Linked DNA regions of Homo sapiens: all the other regions are linked to region 4. A link is a contact called in ENCODE Hi-C or POLR2A ChIA-PET data. All regions are on one chromosome and are shown on one strand. Each heading gives the region's core, a stretch centred on a gene start or an enhancer-like site at or near the end of the contact. The rest is flanking DNA. Distances are from core to core; before and after follow the strand shown.

The links. A loop is a pair of places that touch in the nucleus more often than their neighbours do. ChIA-PET counts read pairs that join two places held with the same protein, here RNA polymerase II (POLR2A). Pooled maps may share reads with other maps.
Region 1: a loop to region 4 is called in a pooled map, with 23 times the contacts of the local background. The contact joins two enhancer-like sites. A Hi-C loop is called at or near these places in 6 of 37 single-sample maps with no recorded cell type and 11 of 50 pooled maps. POLR2A ChIA-PET finds 5 or more read pairs at or near these places in 1 of 52 experiments (activated T-cell).
Region 2: a loop to region 4 is called in a map of PC-3, with 7 times the contacts of the local background. The contact joins two enhancer-like sites. A Hi-C loop is called at or near these places in 7 of 168 maps with a recorded cell type or tissue (CD4-positive, alpha-beta T cell, Caco-2, PC-3 and 4 more), 4 of 37 single-sample maps with no recorded cell type and 1 of 50 pooled maps. POLR2A ChIA-PET finds 5 or more read pairs at or near these places in 1 of 52 experiments (activated B cell).
Region 3: a map with no recorded cell type shows a loop between it and region 4 (4-fold over the local background). The contact joins the promoter of TMEM45A here to the enhancer-like site in region 4. A Hi-C loop is called at or near these places in 4 of 37 single-sample maps with no recorded cell type and 5 of 50 pooled maps.

What each region holds. Positions count from the first base shown.
Region 1 is chr3:100,649,317-100,653,319 of GRCh38, reverse strand. It overlaps ADGRG7 (adhesion G protein-coupled receptor G7), which reads right to left. Exons shown (of 16, transcript NM_032787.3): 11 at 3,513-3,625. Among named protein-coding and RNA genes, the nearest start is that of ADGRG7, 42 kb to the right of the region's middle. RefSeq lists an enhancer at 2,285-2,334. Within about 2 kb of position 2,344, at least 7 of the 41 ENCODE cell types and tissues checked have a DNase peak (open chromatin) inside an H3K27ac peak, as active enhancers do.
Region 2 is chr3:100,754,481-100,758,554 of GRCh38, reverse strand. It overlaps ABI3BP (ABI family member 3 binding protein), which reads left to right. Exons shown (of 68, transcript NM_001375547.2): 64 at 3,864-3,943. Among named protein-coding and RNA genes, the nearest start is that of TFG, 47 kb to the right of the region's middle. Within about 2 kb of position 1,899, at least 3 of the 41 ENCODE cell types and tissues checked have a DNase peak (open chromatin) inside an H3K27ac peak, as active enhancers do.
Region 3 is chr3:100,489,656-100,493,877 of GRCh38, reverse strand. It overlaps TMEM45A (transmembrane protein 45A), which reads right to left and starts at 1,259. Exons shown (of 6, transcript NM_018004.3): 1 at 950-1,259. RefSeq lists a silencer at 1,242-1,541.
Region 4 is chr3:101,378,460-101,382,701 of GRCh38, reverse strand. The region is part of intron 6 of SENP7 (SUMO specific peptidase 7); the gene reads left to right. Among named protein-coding and RNA genes, the nearest start is that of IMPG2, 60 kb to the right of the region's middle. Within about 2 kb of position 2,586, at least 3 of the 41 ENCODE cell types and tissues checked have a DNase peak (open chromatin) inside an H3K27ac peak, as active enhancers do.

The DNA.
Region 1 (4,003 bases), core at 1,095-3,594, 730 kb after region 4:
AAAACAAAATTAGGTAATATTCAGCTTACTTTACGTTTAAAGAATGAAGCTTACATGAAGATTTAAATTAGGTAAAAATATTTTTAATTTGTTTCATGGCCTATTGTTACTGATGCTATTCTTTATAATTTAAGTAGACTAATGATTACTGCTTTTTTAAATGGTTTATACATAACAATATTTCACATATCTTTTCTGCAAGACTTTTCAGAACCTTATTTTCATCAAGAATCTCCCTTGGACTAATGTTTCAAGGACCACATTTTGGGAAATGCTTGCTGATTGTCAGATGGTCAAGATGTCCTGAACCACATTTTGAATGTAAATCATTCCGAAGGACTATCCCTTTATTGGAAGATATAATTTCTGGGTGTACAACCAAGTGCTCTTTAAAATTGCCTTTTTTTCCCTTCTCATGCTTACCTAATGTCTTTGCTCTAAAAGAGCAGCTGTTTCTCTTATTTTGTCTGCAGGCCGGCCTTGTTTACCAGCAATTTTCAGAAGGCAGTATGAGTGAATGTGTATGAGTGTGTGTGTGTGTATGTGTGTATATGGTGTGGTGTGTGTGTATGTATGGTGTGGTGTGTGTAGTTCATGTATATATTCTGTGCTAGCCCACATGTATATCTTCAGATTGGCAGAGAATGCAAGATTTCTCTTAATAAAGTTGATTTCAGAAGTAAAATGTGATATTCTTTTTTGTACATGTATTATTTTCCTTATTGCTTAAAGGCAGATATATCCTTATATCCCCTTAAAGGCATGTTACACTTTCATGTACACTATGGCAGACAGTTCCTCGCCAATAAAAGTTATAAAATCTCTACTCACTACCATCTAAAGCCTTCTGGATTTTTCAGACTGCAAGACCTCTTGGAATACCATTTCCCAGGTTTATTACTATGCCTAAAGTTCTAACCTTCAAATGCCTCTCTATTCTTAATAACTCATAATTTGATGAAGTCTATTTGCCCATTATGTATTCTTTATGTTTTTACGATGTTTCATCATGACCTCGCTTGATCTTTGGATTCCCACACTGAACAAAAAAGCTTTCATTCAAACAGAACTCAGTCCATCTGCTTGACATTTTAGTTGAGATTTCTGGACAATTCAAAATTTCATTAAATCTATTGAGAGGTTTAATGACCAGAACTGCAAAAAGTACTCAGAAGAATCTTTTTATATAAAAGTAAGATTAGAGTCTAGTTTTTATCTAATTTTATCAATTATAATCCACAGGAAGAAGAGGTGATTTTCAAATAGCCTGGCCCTTCTTATAGATTATTACTATATAGATGCTCCTCAACTTACAATGAGATTGCATCACAACAAACCCATCGAAAACTAAAAATATCATTTCACCTTACCATATTTTCAATTTACAATGGGTTTATTGGGACATAACCCTATCATAAATCAAGAAACATCCTGAATGCTATCACTTTTGCAACATCTTAAAGCTGAAAAATCGTAAGTTGAACCATGGTCAGTAGGGGACTGTTTGTATTCTGTGCATTATTATTATATGGGAACCTGTCCAAGAACAAAGAAAATTTTATAATTCAGGATTTTAAAATCAATAAAATTTTGTCTTTATTTTTGTTTTGTTTTTTCTCTCTTTAAAAAAAAAAATTTGTTTGAGATGTGATCTTGCTGTATTGCCCAGGCTTGTCTCAAACTCCTGGGCTCAAGCAATCCTCCTGCCTTGGCCTCCCAAAGTGCTGGAATTATAGGTGTGAGCCTCCATGCCTGGTGTTTATTTTTATTTTTGTTTCCTGATGAATTTTAGTGGTATCTTTGGTTGCATAATTGTGCTAGAAAACATATTGATGAAAGAGGAAAAAAATCTGATGACAAATGAAAAGAGTGAGGTTTTGGCAAAGAAACTAGTTATGCAGCAACTATGACTCATCCCTATGGGACCAAATAATTGTCAGTACAACTGTGGTGATGGTAGAAATACAAATAATGAGACAAATTTAAGAGGCATTTAATTTTACATGACAAACATGTAATTTTCCTTCAAGGCACTTACCACAATTTGTAATATTCAGTTGTGTAGATATTTTTATAATGTCTGCCTTTTCCCCCCAACAGTGTATATTTCATGAGAGATGGGAGATTATCTGTCTGTTCATAGTTTTGTATTCAGCTCCTTACAACATAAGCACTCACTATAAAACTTTTAAATGAATGGCAAGAGACTCATTTAATGTGAAAAGGGGAAGAAAAGGAATCGAAAACAATTCTGGCTCTTTGGAGAAATGGCTGGTTCAGGTATGAGGCAGAGAAAGTGAAAGATGATCATTTTGCTTTTGATTGAAATAAGGAAGTGACTAAAGACTGAGACGTGGCAAAACAACATGAAGGGGCTCCCTCTGGCTACACTGGGAAGTATGCTTTTTACAAAAGAGTATAGCAAACAAATATAGAAAGAGTGATAGCCTAGAAAAATCACCATTTTTCAACCACTTAATGTAATAATTTGTTCCAGTAAGGATGAGTAACAAGATCATTAAGTAAAAGATTTTTGGGAAACAGGATATCATGCAGCCTCAAAGTGGCACCCCACGAGTCATCTATTATTTACACAGGGAAAAAATGTGGAAATCTGGCAGACATCACTTTAAACGAGGAATCAAACTTACAGCCAACAATAATGGGACATACTGATACGCACTTCTTGTTGTGTCACACTAAAAAAAATTCCATGATTGCAGTATTCCCACCAAAAATAATTAACCTGCATCTCTTCATGAGGAAAATTTCAGACAAATCTTCATTGTGGAACATTTTTCAAAGTAACTGGCCTGGATGCTTGAAAAATTTCAATGTCATGAAAGACCAAACAAACATGAAATGTGAAGTTGACAGAGGAAACACACAGTAAACGGAGTAAATTAATAAATGAACAAGCTTCTAAAAGACCGCAGGCAGTTAAAAAAATGTAGCATGTGACAAAAAATAATGAATGGGATACAAAATTGGACCTCAAATGAAGGGGTCAAGGTGGAGAGAAGTATTTGTTTATAGGTCATTATTTAAAATTAGAATTTAATGTATGGGATTCAAAAACTTTCACCATTTGAAAACTATATTTTTGAAAAACGTTTCACCATTTGAAAGCTTGATATATTTTTTAAATTACTTTTTTAAAAAATTGCTGTTTGCAATGTCTCTTTCCTTAACAAATACAAATTGCTAGGCATGGTTCTATTCAACACTGAGGAATTATAGCATTAATGAGCTGCAGGACCACATAAATTTTACATGACAAACTTGTAAATAAGTGGCATATAATTTTCTTTCAAGGCACTTGCCACAATTTGTAATTACGTATTTATTTGTGTGTATTTCTTAGCCTTTCCAGGCCTAAATGTCCTCCTCTGTAAAATAAGTACCTCTCTGAGTTCTTGCCTAGTTCAAAGACACTACTCATGAGAATTCTCAGAGTAAATTATATCAAGATAGCAATTTCTCTTCTGAAAAGAGCCTGCTTCTGCTCTTACCTGGTGACAATCTGAAATATAACTGTGAGAGCCAGACCAGTAACAGACAGTGCACATCCAACGTTGGATAATATGTCAAGTGATTTGGGATATTGATAATCCTTTTTGAAAGTCTGAAAAACAAGGTAAGACTCATATTTTTAATTAGTCATCCCTGAAGTGTTAATGAAAGTCAACATCACAGAGTTACATGGGTCAAAATAACCAGACAGTTGCCAGATATATCTTCCTTTTGTAAAGCTCATGATATATTTAAAAGCGAAATACATTAACCCCTTATTGCTGAGCAGTTTACCTGAAGTATACAGGCTTGAGAATAATTATCTAACTAATTCAGTTAAGGAAAAATATACAGTCATGTCTTGGTATTTGCAGGGGGACTGGTTTCAGAACAACTTGCAGATGCCAAAAGCCATGGATACTCAAGTCCTGCAGTTGGTCCTGTGCAACCTGCTGATGTGGAAAGCTGACCTGCATATACCAGTTTTGCA
Region 2 (4,074 bases), core at 650-3,149, 620 kb after region 4:
ATACCCTTCTTATAAACTTCACAAGCAAAAAGCAAGTGTGTGGCCATAGAAGAGTTCTGCCTTGAGAGTTCTATGGCAGTGTTTGTCAAATTCCCCAATAACAGAAACTCTTTAAAAAAAATTATCTAGAGATACAAATATGATACTAGTGAATACTTATTACTATGTGTCAAGCACCTTGCTTTTACATGCATTCTCATTTAATCCTCACAGATGCTTTTATAGCCCCCGTGAAGTTATAATTACTATAACGAATAGTATCCTCACAAATAGCATTATCCTCATTTTTATGTAAGAGTAAACTGAAGCTCAGAGAGGTTAAGTTACCTTAAAGTCACACATTAGTGAGCTGTGAATCTTTCTGGTTCTAGAACCCATGTTTTTAACGCCCCCTGGATCATGCTGCCTCCTGATGGGGATGCGCGGGGAAGATTGTTTTTTTTTTGTTTGTTTGTTTTTGGAGGGGATTTACACCTACCCAGGTAGAATCAGGCATGGCATTCTGTGAGGCTTTATTTACCTGGCTTGTCCTAGATGGGGCCAAAAGGCTTGACAGCATTTGTCATCTGGACTGCATTCCATTTAGATATTCATTTTGATGTGGTAGGTCTTATAGTTCTTTAATTTTCATCAGAAATATATGTACAGTTTTAAAATTAAATTATCACAAAAGCATCTCCTCCCTGTTGCTAAATTTGGTTCCCCAGATGCAAATTTTTTTTTTACCATTTTGTCCATTACTTCTGTCAATTAAATCCCTATGTCTAGACTGACCTTTTCACAAGATGCTCAAATACTCCAGTCATTTCTTTGTTCTATTTGTTGTATGTTTTTAATGGCAACATCTCTTTTGGAATTCCTATACATCCTTTGCCTCTGTTTTGAATCCCAATTCCTGCATCACAAGACTTCTTCCTTGTTTACTCCATTACTTTGTAGCACTAAAGAAATAAATCTTGAGGAAAAGTTATAAAAGGCAATATTTTTGAGTCCTCACATGTTTTAAAAGTTGTTTTACTTTGATACTATTCTTTAGCTGGACATATTAGGATATAATGAAGACTTTTGAAGGAATTGTTCTATTTTCTAACTTCCAGTGTTACTGTTAAAAAGTCAAATGTCATCCTGATTCTGGATCCCTTGAACGGGACCTATTTTCTTCTCAGTTTTGAGGACTTGTCTTTATCACCCCAGTACTCTGAAATTTTGTAACTCATGTTTTAGTCCTTTTTCTTTTATTCATTTTGCTGGGCAGAGTAGGTCTTTTCAATCTGGAAACTCTTGTCTTTCAGTACTGGGAAATTTATTACAAAGTTTCTAGGATAATTTTCTATCTCCTTTCCTTTCTTTCTTCTACAATTCCTACTAGTTGGGTACCATATTCTCTGGAATAATTCTCCAACTTTCTTTTCTCTCATTTTTTCATCTCTTTGACTTTTTGTTCTAGTATTTGTGAAATGTCCTCAACTTTATCTTCCAAAACTTCTATTTGAAGTTTCTTACTTCAAATAACTGTTTCCTGAAACTTTAAATTTTATTTTCTATGTACAATCAATATTGAGACATTTCTCTTAGACCTATGATGTCATTCATCTGTGACAAAATGTGCTTCTTCAGAAAAAATTTTACCAACACAAATAATTTTTGTTATATAGGGTTTAATCAGGCCAAAACAAAAATGTGCCTTTCAGTTCCCATGTTAATTAAATTTAGTGCAAAATAATTTCTTTGAAACTTGTCAAATATCACAAAATATTGGCCAAAAAAAAAAAAAAAAACCCAAAAAGTAGCTTGTATATGTGGCATGCTGAAAATGGAGCTTAAGTGTACGTAACTGTGAAATAAAAAGACATGGAGACAATTCCAGCAATCAGACTTGGCCAAAGCACAGGGCTTTTGGCAATGGCCTGGAACGAATGTGGAATGCACTGCCCATTTGAATCAAAGTCCAGATGGCTATGATTTCTTTTTTTCCATTTTCAGTTCACTGTAGTTCTATGGGCTTTTTTGTTTTGTTTTGTTTTCAGGCCTCTTAGCAAAAATTTAATCTCTGGAAAATATTTCATGTGAAAATACCCCATGTGTGTGTGATTTCTGTAGGTGACAAAGGTGTTTTTGTATCAACAATCTCTCATTGCAAATGACAATGACAAAGGCATGTGCCACCATGCCCAGCTAATTTTTGTATTTTTAGTAGAGACAGGGTTTCTCCATGTTGGTCAGGCTGGTCTCAAACTCAGGACCTCATGTGATCTGCCTGCCTCGGCCTCCCGAAGTGCTGGGATTACAGGCACGAGCCACCGCACCTGGCCAGTTTTAAAGTTTTGAAAAGCAAAAATAGTAACAGTACAAGTGTTTTGAGCCTCATTGCTCTCAGCTGAAAATTAGGATAAGATTTATCTCATCAGGGTTTACATGTGTTGTATTGCTTTATATATGTAGAATGTCTAATGCATCTGATACATAGTAAGCATTCAGAAAATGGTTGCCATTGTTGTAGCACTAGAATCTGTTCTTAGATACTAGCAATGTTAACACAATACCTCAGTGATCAAGAAACTGACTCAAATTTTTTTTCCTGCTCATTTAGTACCATCCGTACCAAACTGACAGCTGTCATCCATTTTTCACTTGTTTATAAAATATCTATCTTTTGTGCATTCTGCATTCTTATTTAATTATAAACTTCTCAAAGACGAAATTTATCTCCCAAAAGCCTTGAGCAAATCTGAAACTCTCAAAATATTATTAGCTGACTCAGGTTGACTTTTGAATTCAATGTTCTTTCACTGCCAAGTCCACTTGCTGCTGAAGGGAAATCTTAATTTCAGGCAAATGGCAAATTGCTTTACTGTTTACATTTCTTTAAAAGATTTGCTTTGCTTACATATTTTATGAATAAAAATTGCTAATACTGCACAATAATTTGAAGAATAATTCTTAAGGATACAATCAACGGAACTTATAATTCCAAGGGACCTAGGGTTGTTTGGGGGTTTTGTTTAACAAAAGGTTAAGGGACTGGCCGATATGAATTTGGGGTATGGAGGGAGAGAAATGCCTGTGTTTGTGTTCCTGCTCTTTGTAAGGCAACATTACCATGCCTCTTTTCTGGAGACATCATAGAATCCTGTGATCCACAGAAGACCCAAGTTCCAGGCGATACAACTAGGAAGTCCTTGCAAAGAAACATTTATGTGTATCTATTCCCATAGCTTAGTCTACAGTTAAACAGACTAACTATAGCTTAGTCTAGTAGTTCTCAAACTTCAGTGGGCACATGACTCACCTAGGGAAGTTATAAATTCTTACCTGAATCTCCTCAAAAATTGCTTCAATACCTAGAGTAGGACAAGACACTTTCACCACTGCCACCCTATGATGTGATTCTGACATAAGTAGTTCAAACTCCACAGTGAGAAAGATGGCCTAAGTCCAGGGTTATACTCAGGGTTGGGATAACAGAAAATAAAATGGAATCTTGCCACTTCTTGGCCCCAGGAAGTAGCTGAGACATCTTAAAGAAACAGGCTCCTTGTTACTGGAATTAGCCTTTGTCTACCATATACCACTTTCTTATATGTTTATTAACCTGCCAAGTCATTTGTACTAATTGGGAGATTTTTAAAGACAACCATCTTTTTTATTAACTTAATGCTTACTCAAACATTAGACAAGCTGTTCAGATAGTAAAACTAAGAAATCATTTTTCTTTCCTCAACCTGCTTCTGGAACATATGTTACCATTCACTGTCATAATTTCAAAGGGATGTCAGTATAGTGGATGTCCGTATAATAGGGCAATGTTGCCTCCTAGCCCTCAAGAATGTATTACAAGTATTTTTTTATTTTCCCCTAAACAGTTATGAATTCCAGGTGAAACCCAAAAACCCGCTTGGTGAAGGCCCGGTCAGCAACACAGTGGCATTCAGTACTGAATCAGGTAATTACATCAACAGTAATTCCCAAAAAGGATGTAAAAGGGCCACAGTGGAGCAATGTTTTGCGTAGGAAGTTTGTTTGAAACCCACTACATGTACTGTTTCTTGAATTTCTAAAAACCCATTTGTGGGA
Region 3 (4,222 bases), core at 10-2,509, 890 kb after region 4:
CATCTGTAATCCCAGCTACTTGGGAGGCTGAGTCAGGAGAATCACTTGAACCCGGGAGGCAGAGGTTCCAGTAAGCCGAGATCGTGCCATTGCACTCCAGCCTTGGCGACAAGAGTGAGACTCTGTCTCAAAAACAAACAAACAAACTACAACAACAACAAAATATATAGCGTATATAGAGTATACTATATAGCATACATAGAGCATATACACCATATAGCATAGTGTATACATAGCATGTATATAGTATATATACCATACTATATAGTGCATATATACTATATAGTATATATATACAATTATAAGTTTATGAACACACAAGTGGTCTGTCACATGTTTGTTTGTTTTTAACAATTATAAAGGAATTCAGGTCTCCCACTATGGATAGGAGAATACCGAAAAGATATATATTTGGCTTGCAACTACCTCCAGATTTAAGTGAAAAATCCAGCAACTACCTGCATAACCCAGGTTTTACGTAATTTATATTAGACATCCTATTAACAGAAGCAAACGTGTTAATTCTGAAAAGATCAGATAATTTTCTCAATCTCCCATCAAAACAGTCCCAGAGTTGGGGATAAAAAACGATTTTGGCTTTACAAATACCCACAGTATTTTCACAGAAAGAAAATAGAGAAATAAATTTATCAATAGATTCAATTTTGGAGTTAGAGGTTTACAACAGAATATCAGTCACATTGCTGCTCCCAGGATATTTAAAACTAGCTCACCAAAAAAAAAAAAAAAAAAAAAAGAATAGCAAACCAAAAAAATTAAATTAAAATGTTAGTGAAACGGAAGAGAAGGGAGCGAAGGGTCCAGTTTGTCGCAGCAAGTGTTACTTTTCTCCCCTTGATGAAGAGAAAGCTGGTGAGAACAGTAAAAAGACACAGGATAGAGATCACGGCAAGAGAAATATGATATCCAGCACGTATCCAAAACTTACCCAACTTGGTCTGTTTACTCAACACTTTATTTTTCCCACTTTGCCAGCTTAAAATCAGACAGCGGCTGGGCTTTTGTTGTTGCTGTTTCTGTTCTTTTGATCCCAGAGCCCCATGAAAATTAAACCGTGTGTTGGATGGGATCTGGCCACGTCTCGCATTGGGTGGGGGGAGGAATTTTTAAACTTGGGTCCCTAGTCGCTTCTTTGGGAAAACGAATAAATAATAAGTGGCGAGAAGGAGAGGACGTGGGGGACGTGCTCGGCTGACGTCGGCCCGCGAGGAGGCCGCACAGCTGTCCAGATGTGCTTCATCTGTTCCCCCCGCGGGGCACGGGCCTCGGCGGCCGCGGCTGGCACAAGCCCCAGCTCATTGGTGGCCGCAGCTCTTCACTTGCTGCCGATTGGCCGGGCGGCCCGCCACTCCGGAGGGCCTCGGGCCCGCCCCTCTCTCAGGCCCGCTGGCTGCATCCTAAGGGAATGTGGAAGTGCAGCGCCGTCGCTGATGTGGCACTCGGCGGCTGCGCGGCCGGGACGGCTCGGGGCAGAGAGGGAGGTTGCCTACTCCCAGGTCTTGCCCCTGCCCCGGCCCTGTTATGCCCCTCCTTTTAGACAGACCGCTTTGTTTAAACAGGATGATTTGTAGCCGTTTGGAGGCTGAAAATAAGGCGGATGATTTGTAGCCGTTTGGGGGCTGAAAATAAGACGCGCCTGGTGCTTGGAGTGGAAGAGGCTGGGGCTCCGGGCTGCCCACGCCCCCAAAGGGCGTTCAGGCCACGCCTTGGGATTCCTCTCTCTTCACTTTCTCCAGGGAGCAAATAATAGGGCCCAAGAGCCTGCTCCCTGGGGACGGTATTCTTTCTTTCGGTGGAGGGAAAACCTTAATGAACCCTTCGTTGAAGTCCTTATTAACCAGAATTGAAGTTGTTCCTGCGGAGATGACCAGGACTGGGTATGAGAGTGGTTTGGCAGACCTGCTTGGTTTTTTGTATTGAGTGATGGTCGTTGTAGGGAACCGAGAAATACTGCTTTGTTGTGTGAGAATTGAGAAAGGACTGCGCCAAACGTTGCTTTGAACTTGGGAAAGCAGTTGGAGGGTTAACCAGTTTTTTGATTAGTGAGTTAGAAGGAGAGGAGGAAAGAAGAGATCTGCAAATCAATTGCCATTATAATTTGTGCATATTGACAGAACCGTTCCCTCATTGAAATATTAAGTGGGCAAGAGCCACACTCACTGGGCTGCACGCCAGGGAAGGCACCAGACCCCGCATTAAACAGTTTTTACCTGCATTATCACATTTAATTCTTACAACTACCTTATAAAATAGATATTAAAATAATCTCCAAGACCCAGCACCTATCCCAGCCTACCACAGATGTCTCCAAACATATGTTTGCAGCACTCCATCATAGATACATAAACTCATCTGCAATTTGCCATCCCTGCAGGGGTCAGAATTTATTATGAGTGTCCAAAGCTTTCACTACAATGATAATGTCTTGTTTGTTGGTGTATTTGTCATCTATTGCTGCGCAACAGATTCCCACAAACTTAGTGCTTTGTACAACACATGTATATCACTGCACAGTTTCTGAAGGTTGGAAGTCCAGGCATGGCCAAACTAGATCCTCTGCTTATGCTCTCACAAGGGTGCAATCAAGGTGTCAGCCGGGCTGCATTGTCATCTGCAGGCTCTACTGGAGAAGAATCATTTCCAAGCTTTCTCAGGTCATTGACAGAATTCATTTCTTTGCAGCTCTAGGACTGACTCCCCAGTTTCTTTCTAGATGTGAGCTAGAGGCTGCCCTTAGCTCCGAAAGACTGCTCTTAGGCTCCCAATGGCCATCCACGGTTCTGAAAAGCCAGAGAATAGAGATCACAGGGGCCACCTACAAGTCTGTCTGCCACAATTGGATAGTCAGACACCTCAATTTCAATGGACCTGACTGCAATGTTATCATAACTCTGTAAGACCCCCACAAATGCAGGAGCCTGCTCAGCAAGTAAAGTGGCACTACATGAGTGCAACCACAACACTCCAATCCTTCTGGCAGTCAAGGAAACCCACAAAGGAGCAACATTTGAATGTAGCCCTTGAAAGTAATGTGTCATGTGTTCAGCTTTCTGAATCATTTGTAATCTCACAATGCTGCACTTTTTATCACAGAAGCCGCTCAACAGTGGGCTGATAGTCAAGGTATTGATTAACCCTCCACACTCATTACCATCAACAGGCATCTGATATTGACCAAAAATCACTAAAAAAAAAAAAAAAAAAAAAAAAAAAGAATCCTTCTGCTCTCAGGAAGATGGAGTGGACATCAGTATTCCATTTCTCCTGCTAAGCACAACAAAAAATCCTGGACTTCATATATTTTCCAACATTGGAAACTCCAAGAGGTTGAGAGAAGAAGACAGATGAGCTAGAAATCTCAGAACCCAAGGAATGACATGATGCTGAGTTCCCTGGGCTTGCTTTCTGTTGTTTCTTTGCCCCAAACTTGGAGCTGAAGAAGCCAGCAACCCAAAAATGACAACAGGCACAGACAAAAAAGTCTCAACGAACCCTGCTCTCTCTAGTCAAGGACCAGGAAATGGGAAGCCTAGAAAGACAGAAAAACTTTTAGGCAGTAATGGCTCTACTTCAGCCAAACACCACAGGAAAAACCCTGGCCCCACTCACTCCTACATGAACAGAGGCTGAGTAGAAATCCTAGACTCCCGCCTTTTCCAGGCTGTAACAAGGTGAAGATGCAGAAATCTTTAACAACGTATTACCAAACAGAATTCAGCAATATATAAAAATAATTATACACCACAACATAGTGGAGTTTTTTTCAGGGATGCAAAATCAAAATTCTAAAGTCAATCAACCCAGGCGTGGTGCCTCATGCCTGTAATCCCAGCACTTTGGGAGACCAAGTCCAGCGAATCCTTTGAGCCCAGAAGTTTGAGACCAGCCTGGGCAACAGGACACAACCCCATCTCTACACAAAATATGAAAATTAGCCCAGCATGGTGTCACACACCTGTAGTCTCAGGTACAGGTGGGACTGAGGTGGGAGGATCACCTGAGCCTGGGGGGTTGAGACTGCAGTTGCCACTGCACTCTAGATGGGGCAACAGAGTGAAACTCTGTCTCAAAAAAAAAAAAAAAAACAAATGTCGATCAATGCAATTCCTGATATGAACAAGCTAAAGAAAAGAAAAATCGCATGAATATATCAATCAATGTAGAACAAGCACTTGACAAAATTCAGCACCATAAAAACGCT
Region 4 (4,242 bases), core at 1,337-3,836:
CTGTAGATTACTTTCCTAATTGAAGTTCTGATTCTTTTTTTGCCCTTCCATTATAAATATTTATTAAGAACTCCCTTTTAGGTCAGACTGAGCAGAATGTTTTAGTATTTTTAAATTTTACTTCCCATTGGGATTTTTAGAAATACTTTATAACTGCTAATGTAAAGAAGTCTAATTTAATTTCCAAATAATATATACCGAATTGTATTAGAAAATAGGCTTGGGTGTGGTGACTCATACCTGTAATCTCAGTGCTTTGGGAGGCCAAGATAGGAGGATGGCTTGAGGTCAGGAGTTCAAGATCAGCCTGGGAAGCATAGCAAGACCCTGTCTCTACAAAAAACTTTTAAAAAAAGAATTAGTCAGGTGCAGTACTGTGTGCCTGTAGTCCTATCTACTAAGAAAGCTGAAGCTGGAAGGTTGCTTGAGCCCAGGAGTTAGAGGTTACAATGAGCGATGATCAAGCCACTGCACTCCAGCATGGGTGACAGAGTGAGACCCTGTACCTAAAAATAAAAAAAAGAAGAAAAATATTTCATAAAATTATGTTTTACAAAAGTAATAAAGGTTTTATTGTAGCTAGCCACTCAGCAGGGATTGGTAATTAGCCTTGAGTGAAAGGGATCAAATTGCTATTTTAAATTGCAAGACTCTAATATAGACTTCCAACAGAGGGAGCCCAAAGCTTTTAAATGGAAGTGGAGGAGGTTTCATTTTTATTAATGTATTCCAGCTCTGTCATAGTTTCCTATATTCATGTCAGTTGATTTTCTTTTTAAGCTTTCCTTTGGTAATTTGGTAATGACAATAATCCACATAAACACTAAAGAAGATACTCTATTTTGAGATCATTTTCCCCTGTTAACTTAAAATTTCTCTTCTATGTTTTATGTCATAAATTTTCTTCTGACTAGCAATTTGAAAAACACTGATACAAATAGTGCATATATCCTAAGTTCAACTCCTTTATGCTAGAAACATTAGTCAGTTTTGAATAAAATTACTAATAATGATACTCATTTGCACGGTTAACTCTTGAACATTTGCATTATATGGTTATCACTCTTTTCAAAATAATATTTCATTATTATCTATATGTAATTTATGTAAACATTTAAACTTTTTCCTAATTTGAACAATAATGCATATTTATATTAAGAGATATATAGAAAAGTATGAAATTGATATTACCCATAATCCATTCCTCAATAATAAGCATTGATAATATTTTGATATGCTTTCATCTAAATATTTTTCTGGATTAAATGATTATAATCATGAAAAATAGTGTTATTTTTATTCATTTCACACTATCCTCTTTTGATATTAATCTTTACTTTAGGCCTATGAGATAGATAGGAGAGCAGTTAATATTTCTATTTTATAAATGTGGAAACTTTTTGAGGTTCAAAGAGATTAAGTGGCAGAGGTAGAACTATAACACAGGTCTAATATATATGAGATGCATTTAAGTTAAAAAACATAATGTTAAAATAAACACCCAAATGTTCACCTTCTATTAAAAAATAGACTATTATCAGCATCACCGAAGCCTTCTGTGTTCCCCACTTTGCCCATTCTGTCCCATTCCCATGCATTCGCCTTAGAATTAACCACTTTTCTGAATTTTAAGTTTTATATAATTGTGAACTTTAGAAAAATGATTCAGGTTACTGAACAATATGTATTACATGGCATGCATTTTTTTTGCCTAACATTTTTGTGAGATTCATTCATGTTGATGCATAGAGCTAGAGATCATCCAGTTTTACTTATGTATTTATTGTATTAATATTAAAAATAGATCTACCTACTTTTTATTGATGGAGTTTGGATTGTATCCAGTTTTTTTTCTCTCATAAACAATGCTCCTTTGGACATTTTCATTTTATATGTGTTGCCAGTAAATAGTATGTATCTGGATACTTCTCTTTTTACATTCAGTCTACATTTATTTTTAACTATAAGGCATAGTCTGTTTATATTTTATACTACTATTTTTCTTTATGCTTTTTATTTGGTCTGCTTGACTTTTTTTCCTTTCTTGTATTTTTTTTTTTTTTAGAGATAGGTCTTGCTATGTTGCCCAGGCTGGAGTGCAGTGGCTATTTACAGGCATGATTATAGTGCACTACAGCCTTGAACTCCTGGCCTCAAGTCAGCCTTCGAAGTAGCACACTATAGGTGTGCACCACTGTGCCCCACCCATTCTTGTATTTTAAAAATTAGTTATGTTTTGTTTTGTGTGTGTGTGTGGGGGGGGGGGCGGTGGTTTGCTTTACGTTCTAGAAGATTTAGACTCTTTCTATTTTTAAATAGTTTTCTATAAATTATAATATACTTGATAGACCTATCAAAGTCCAAAGTTAATTAGTATCTGTGTTCTCATTTTGAATAATAGGGACTTTAATCTATTTTAAGTACATTCACATTATTGTACAACCATTACCACCATTCATTTTCAGAACTTTTTTCATTTTTACCAAACTGAAACTCTGTATCTATGAAACAGGAACTCCTCATTCCTCTCTCCCCCTAAACCCTGACAGCCACCATTCTACTTTCAGTTTCTATGATTTATTTCATGACCCTAAGTACCTTAAATAAGTGGAATCACAGTATTTGTCCTTTGCTAACTGACTTATCTCGCTTAGCATAGTGTCTTAAAAGTTCATCTATGTTGCAGCATGTGTCAGAATGTTCTTCCTTTTTAAGGCTGACTATATTCCATTTTATGTATCAACTAAATTTTGTTCTATTCATCTGTTGATAGATAGTGGTGTTGCTTCTACATTTTGGCTATTGTGTGTAATGCCATTATGAACATGGGTGTTCAGTGTGTGTTTGTATCTCTCCTTTAAGTTCTTTTGGGTATATATCCAGAAGTAGAAGTGCTGGATCATATGGCAATCTATTTTTAGCTTTTTGAGGAAACATCATACTATTATTCATAGTGGCTGCACCATGTTACATTGCCACCAGCAGTGCACAAGGGTTCCAGTTACTCCATATCTCGCCAATACTTGTTTTCGTTTTTTTGATAATAACCATCCTAATGCATGTGAGGTGGAATCTCATTGTGATTTTGATTTTCATTTTCCTAATGAATAGTGATATTGAACATCTTTTCGTGTTGTTGGCCATTTATATGTCTTCTTTAGAGAAATGTTTATTCAAGTACTTTGCCTGCTTTTGAATTGGATTTTTTTTGTAAGTTGTAGGATTTCTTTATATATTCTGGATACTGATCCCTTAATAGATATGGGATTTGCAAATATTTCGTCTCATTCTGTGGGTTGCCTTTTTACTCTGATGAAGTCTACGTAATCTGTTTCTTTAGTTGACTGTGCTTTTGTTGTCATATTCAGAAATGTTAACAAATCTAATGTGAAGATTTTCCCCTATGTTTTCTTCCAAGAATTTTCAAAATAGCTTTATGCCTTATGCTTAGGTCTCTGATCCATTTTGTGTTAATTATTGTATATGGTGTTAGGTAAGGGTACAGATTCATTGTTTTGCATGTGGCTATTCAGTTTTTCCAGCATCATTTGTTGAAAAGGCTGCCCTTTCCTCATTGAATGGTCTTGGTACCCTTGTTGAAAATCATTTGACCATGTATTTGAGGGTTTATTTCTGGGATCTCTATTCTGTTCTGTTGGTTTATGTGTCTGTTTTTATACTAGTACCACACTGTTTTGATTACCGTAGCTTTACAGAAAGTTTTGAAATCAGAGAGTATTAATCCTGCAACTTTGTACTTTATTTATTTATTGGTAGGTTTTTTTTCTCTGAACACTTAAAAGATTTCACTCCACAGTGTTCTTACTTGCATGGTTTCTGAGAAATGAGATACAATTCTTGTCTTTGTTTTTCTATAGTTAAGGGCTTATTTTTTTCTGGATTTTATTAACTGTTTTTAAATCTTTGATTTTTTTGCAGTTTAATATGATATGCCTAGGTGTTATTTTTTGGGCATTTATTCTCTTTGGTGTTCTCTGAACTTGCCAGTCTGTGATTTGGTGTCTGACATTAATTTGGGGAAATTCTCATGCATTATTGCTTTGCATTTTTCCTCTGTTTCTTTACCTCTTTCTTCTTATGATATTCCCATTATGCCTATGCTACACCTATTGTAGTTGTCCCACATTTCTTCAATATTCTGTTACGGGTTTTTTTAGTCTTTTTTTCTCTTTGCTTTCCTGTGTTGGAATTTTCTATTTCTATATACTCAAGTTCAGAGAT